Linked DNA regions of Homo sapiens: region 2 is linked to region 1. Evidence: chromatin loops called from intact Hi-C (ENCODE). Cell type or tissue: lower leg skin. All regions are shown on one strand. Each heading gives the region's core, and the rest is flanking DNA. Links, peaks and the distances in the headings are about the cores only. Region 1 has its middle 200 kb from the start of LINC02343. Region 2 overlaps LOC124903153 (a long non-coding RNA gene).

Evidence for each region. Hi-C counts contacts between places; a loop is a spot of excess contacts. Peaks named below come from ENCODE experiments on the same cell type or tissue, not always from the same donor. Only the 100,000 strongest peaks of a DNase experiment are listed, where the experiment ranks them.
Region 2: it touches region 1 in a loop (21-fold over the local background); 2 of 110 quality-filtered maps call a loop at or near these places.

Annotation. Positions count from the first base shown.
Region 1 is chr13:34,145,726-34,148,653 of GRCh38, forward strand. No RefSeq gene overlaps it. Among named protein-coding and RNA genes, the nearest start is that of LINC02343, 200 kb to the right of the region's middle. In lower leg skin, for the core only: no CTCF peak of the experiment used is centred there; no DNase peak of the experiment used is centred there.
Region 2 is chr13:34,031,685-34,034,612 of GRCh38, forward strand. All of the region lies in intron 1 of LOC124903153 (a long non-coding RNA gene), which reads left to right. Among named protein-coding and RNA genes, the nearest start is that of RFC3, 220 kb to the left of the region's middle. In lower leg skin, for the core only: no CTCF peak of the experiment used is centred there; no DNase peak of the experiment used is centred there.

The DNA.
Region 1 (2,928 bases), core at 201-2,700:
GGTAAAATGCCTTGTCTTACTATCTTGCACGTGTGTGTGTGTGTGTGTGTGTGTGTGTGTATGTAAGTGTGTGCGTGTATGTCTTCTTTTTCAAAAATTTAAATTGTGGTAAAATACACATAACGTAAAATTTATTATCTTAACCATTTTCAAATATAAAGTTCAGTAGCATTAAGTACATTCACATGGTTGTGCAAACATCATTACTATCTATCTCCAGAACATTTTTCATTTTGCAAAACTGAAACTCCGTGCCTATTAAATAGGAACTCCCTCATTCTGCTTTGTGTCTCTATGAATTTGGCTACTCTAGGTACCTCATATAAGTAAAATCAAACAATATTTGCTATTTTGTGCTCAACTTATTTCACTTAACATAATGTTGTTAAGGCTCATCTATGTTATAGCATGTGCCACAATCTCCTTCCTTTTGGAAGGCTGATTAATATTTCACTCTAGGCATAAACCATATTTTGCTTATCCTTTCATCTGTTGATGGACACGAGTTGTTTCCACCTTTTGGCTGTTGTTAATAATGCTGTTAGGAACGTGGACATGCAAATCTCTTTTTAAGACCTTGCTTTCAATTCTTTTGGCTATATACACAGAATATAAATTTGTATTATCAATCTTACAATAAGTAAGATTATAATACAGTGTGTGCCAGTGTTTGAGGTATTATCGATGGGCCACTCCTCAATATTCTTCCTTGCAGTGCTGGGGCTGGGACTCTGCAAACTGACTTGTTATTGTGCTTTCACTATTATTATCAATATTATTATTGTTTTTATCCAAATATAACAGAGTTCTCTTAAATTAGGCAGGGTTTATATGCTTACAAATGTGCTCACTCCCTGACATTAGAAAGGGATCCTAACAAGAACTTTTTCCTGAACTACATTCTGCTAAACAAAAATGGAAACATTGAGCGGGATGTTTCTGAGCACTAAGAACATCTGCAGCGTTAAACACATGTCAGAGGCACACCCTTCAGCATTATTTCATGAATGAAGTGCAAGGAAAAATCTCACCTAGTGCAGTAATGGGTACAGAGTTCGTAACTGTCAATGGAATACTCTAAGCACAATGACAACTTTTATCATCTAGCTTTACATGGAGTAGGCACTTTTATTATGTGTTTATATATATCATTGCTGTGTGTTTCAACTGAATATATATTATTCCCATTTCACAGAAGGTAAATGAAGCTTAAAGAGGACTCAACTTTGTACATACAAAACCAGAGCCATTCAGTAGTCACATCCTGAGGCCTTTTTGTTTTCATCTCTGATACCAAAGCAGCACATGTAACATCAAAGAAATTGTTCAAATATTAAAGTTTTCTAAATGACTGAATTGTAAATATAGGCTTTTGTAAAAATCACAAAATTATGGAGTAAATTTTATAAATATATACATATATGAAATTTATAATATACATACATATCATATATATAACAAGATTATGTGTGTGTGATAGGGGCGTGTGTGGGTGTAAGTTTTTTACTCTGATAGGGTCCTGGACTTGGCTGTGTGATCTTAAACAGAACAGTTCCCTGCAAGTGAGTTGCCTCGTCTGTAAGATGGGAATAATAATATCAGCCTCATTGGGGTGTTGTGATGATTAACTGAATTAATCCTTGGAAAGTTCTCGACACAGTGCCTGGCACATCATCAATATTCAACAAATGCTAGTTCTCTCTCCCTCACTTCAGACCCTCAGAGTATAAAGCAAAATGGGATAATGCACGTGACTGGGAGCCATAGCTGCAAAGATCTATACAAATCTAACATGTTCTTATTACAAAGCTGTATTAGTCGTAAAGTCAGAAATCTAAGAAGTTAATTATTCTGAGAATCATGAGGTGTAACTTTCAATTATTAAGGATGATGAGGAAAAGCTTTGAATGGATAATCCGAAACAAAGGACCATTGATTTAAGCAAATTAGATTGCATTGTATGAATATGTTATTATCTATTTCAACTCTGATAACCATCAATTAACACATAGTTGTTTTCAGAGAGGAGACAACAGAGAACAGTGAGCGGAGAGAAAAAGTCTCCTTAACCCAGAGTTCCTTGTCTTTCACCAGTGGGGACTTCCATGACTTGGCTAGACTGAGGGGTCTGGGGTGTGACTTGGCTGTTTCTGCTCTCTGTGGGCTTCCTGGGTAAGGGTGTTCAGCTTAACTCACATCCAACCACAGGTCAGTTTTCACAAAGTGTTTCAATCAAACATGATGTGCTGGCCTGTTTGCTTTCATCAGCTCCATTCTGTTCCTTTCGCTGCTTTTGCCTTGTATCCTAGGAAACTACCTTTCCTAGGCTCCCTTAAGACTGGCTTCCTGGTAGTTTTGGCCAATGGGAGGCATTGGCAGAAGGCTGCAAGGCTGGAAGAGGGAAAAATAGGGTAGGTTTTTCCATCTTGCTCAGCTTTGGAGCCATCTGCAGATCTGGCAGCAGCTGCATCTTCCTCATGGCTCTAACACTGGTCAGTAGTACCTCTCCCTGAGGTTCTAACACCTACCATGTGCCACCCTCTCCCACAGTTTTGTTTCCTGCTCTTGGGCTCTGGGAATGAAGGCTACCCCATCCTCTTGCCACTCCACCCTTAGATTCATGGTGGTGACTGGATGCTGCTATTCCAAGTTTTATTTTTTGCCATCTCAACTCATCACCTTTGTAACCCATTTCTTTTATTCAATTCTGTTTGTGGAAGGACTTGGAGAGGATTTTGTTATCTGACTGGACCTGTGAAATGCATATGAGGGGATCACTCCCCACCTTAGGTTGGCGGGAAGTGGCTCTGTTGGCATTAGCATCTCTGTCCCAGAGCAGCGCCCACCGTGCCTTCTCCCCTTCACGTTCCACAGTAGCCCGTTCTCATCCTAGCTGTAGGGAGACATCATGTCCCTTCCTTCTGGGTG
Region 2 (2,928 bases), core at 317-2,816, 110 kb before region 1:
ATGAAATCACAACTTACAATAGTAGAATCAGAAAAGCTGGTCATAAAGCACACGGTGAATTCAAAGCACTTTGGCCGAAGGCAGACTGTATATCTCTCCGGCAGGAACTCATGCTGCACAGCTGTTTTGTCTCTGGCAGTGTCAAATCCTATACCTGCTGGAAGCAACAGGGAACCCAAGTTCAGGAGCACAGTTTTTTTCTTACTCAGTATATAAGGAAGAGCTTGGGAAGACTACAGAATATTTGCTGCCATGTATTTGCATCGAAATCCTTTTAAACCAACTGCAAGAGGAAACAGAAATATTCCAGCATCTGAAAGAACAAAGAGTGTAGTCTTCTAGAGAAATAATGTTATTTGCATGAATATATAAACCCTGTAGTAAATTATTTGTTCAAGCCTCTATGGAAAATTCCTGAGCAAATAGACAGAAGCAAAATAGGAAGTAAAATGCTTCAATTTTACCCTTTCTTTAAAGCACATTTTAATTCCTTAGACATTGGGACAAATTTCAGAAGTCTTCTTGAAGAAGCAATATAGTACCCCCTGAGGTCGTCTTCCTGGGATCAGATGCTGGGTGAATTCACTGATCTCAGTTCACCGGGGGCTGGCAGCATCATTCCCATTTCTCTTACAGTTGGTAAAGGCATCCATCTGCCACTATAGCCTGTGTTTTCATGGTCTTTTTGAGACTGAGGCATCATCCTCATTTTTTAATAGATATTTTTGAAACTAAAGGAAAGGGTTCCTTAAGGATAAATAGCTCAGTCCTATTTCTCTAGAAATTTTACTTAATAGCTGTGTGATTTTATGTAAAGCATAACCCCTCTCTTGGCCCCAATTTCCTCAACTATAAAATGGCAATAACTATCTATGTTGTAAGAAAACAATATAAATAATCTAGCATGTGAAAGAACTGAGCACAGTATCTGGAATATACAGATACTTAGTAAATCTTTGCTCTGTAAAGGAATAAAAAGGCCTGAATATTTAAAAGAGACCGATCATATTCCTGAGGAATACTTGTGATCTAGCAATACAAATATCTGATGGGAACGCTATTTCAAAATGAGAGCAATGGTATCTTGAAATCAAAATCCAGAACAAAATGTTCCACAGATAATTAATGCATTTTAATATTTACAAAAGACAGACACCAAGTTTCATTACTTCTGTTTTCAGGATTTAGGAGATGTGCAAATTTTGTAATTTATCATTCAATTTCAAGACCAACCTAACCCTTCCTTCCTCCCGTGCTCTCTCTTCTGAGACTCTGACATCCCTAGGACTCAGATGACCAGAACTGGTTATTTTTATGGCATCAATTTTCAATAACAATTATGCAACTCATATTTAGTTTTAATTATTATTTTAAAATTAGATTTATAGAACATAAAATACTGAATGGTATGCATTTTCAATGAACCTTTGAACTCTTGAGGAACTTTTGTAAAGAAGTTAACAAGGCCTGTTGGACTAAAAGTTGTCACCAAATGAAACTATGCTGAAAATGTGTTTGTGTGTTATTGTCTGTGTTTATTTGTAGGGAAATGGACCCACTAATCTTGCCATCTCACTCAACTAAATCAGTATTTCCACTTTCTGTGATTCATTCAGTAGTACTAATAGTTGCCCTTTGCAGAACAATTATTATATTCCAGGCTTTATATAACTTATCTCATTTGATCTTCACCACAAACTGTGAATACTTTTATTATCCCCATTTGACAGATGAACCAAGTTTCATAACTTGAGGCTCCTGAGATCAGTTCAAGTAGGAAAGTGGGGAGATGTGGCATATTAATAAGGAATCGGGTGGGATAAGCATAAACTAGTTAATATTTGGGCACGATCTTATTTTTTCCTAAGTATAAATTATAGATTGTTTCTGAAGAAAAAAGGTTTTTTTTTTTTTTTTTTTTTTTTTGTTTGTTTGTTTTTTTTTGAGACAGAGTCTCGCTCTGTCACCCAGGCTGGAGTGCAGTGGTGCAATCTCCACTCACTGAAAGCTCCGCCTCCTGGGTTCACGCCATTCTCCTGCCTCAGCCTCCTGAGTAGCTAGAACTACAGGCGCCCACCACCACACCCGGCTAATTTTTTGTATTTTTAGTAGAGATGGGGTTTCACCATGTTAGCCAGGATGGTCTCGATCTCCTGATCTCATGATCCGCCCGCCTTGGCCTCCCAAGGTGCTGGGATTACAGGCGTGAGCCACCGTGCCCAGCCAAGAAAAAAGTTTTGATAAAAAGTACATAAAAAGTTAGAGTTTGGGAGTTCTGATTTTATCCATGAAAGATTAAGTGCTCTGAGATTTGCCTTCCACCATATCCAACTAGAAAACCAAACAAAATATAGAGCATAACAACTTTCAAACATTGAACAAGAGGTAGGACCATGACTCCAAGAGAAGGGAAGTAAATGTACTGAGTCCTGTAATTGTCCAGGTTCGAAGGCAGTTTCGATGCATAGCACAGGGTAGGAACCCAAGCAAAGCCCAGTGGTCTTACAGAGTCGAGGAGGTGGACTTCAGAATCCAGGCAGTTAGAACTTTCAGTATTTACAGAATCCTAGAGCAGAGAAAGCTACACACACACATATACACAGAGAAAGAGAGAGGACATGCTCTGGAAATCTTCAGAGTTCTCTGAAATCTTTGGCTTTTTAGATCAAGTTTAGCCTAAAGCTGCCTCCTTACATATTTTAAGTTTGGCTTAAAGGTTTCTCTGTACACTGTGAACTATCACAAGTGGAAGTGTAAACAGACTGTACCCTACACTTGTGCCAATCACCAAGTTTTGGCCAATCAAATGTAGCTAACTGTTCAAATCATGTTCAACTAAGGCAAATGTGGAGCTGTAGCCAATCCGGCTTTTTCTGTCCCTCACTTCCATTTTCTGTATGTTTCCTTTTTCTGTCCATAAATCTTTCA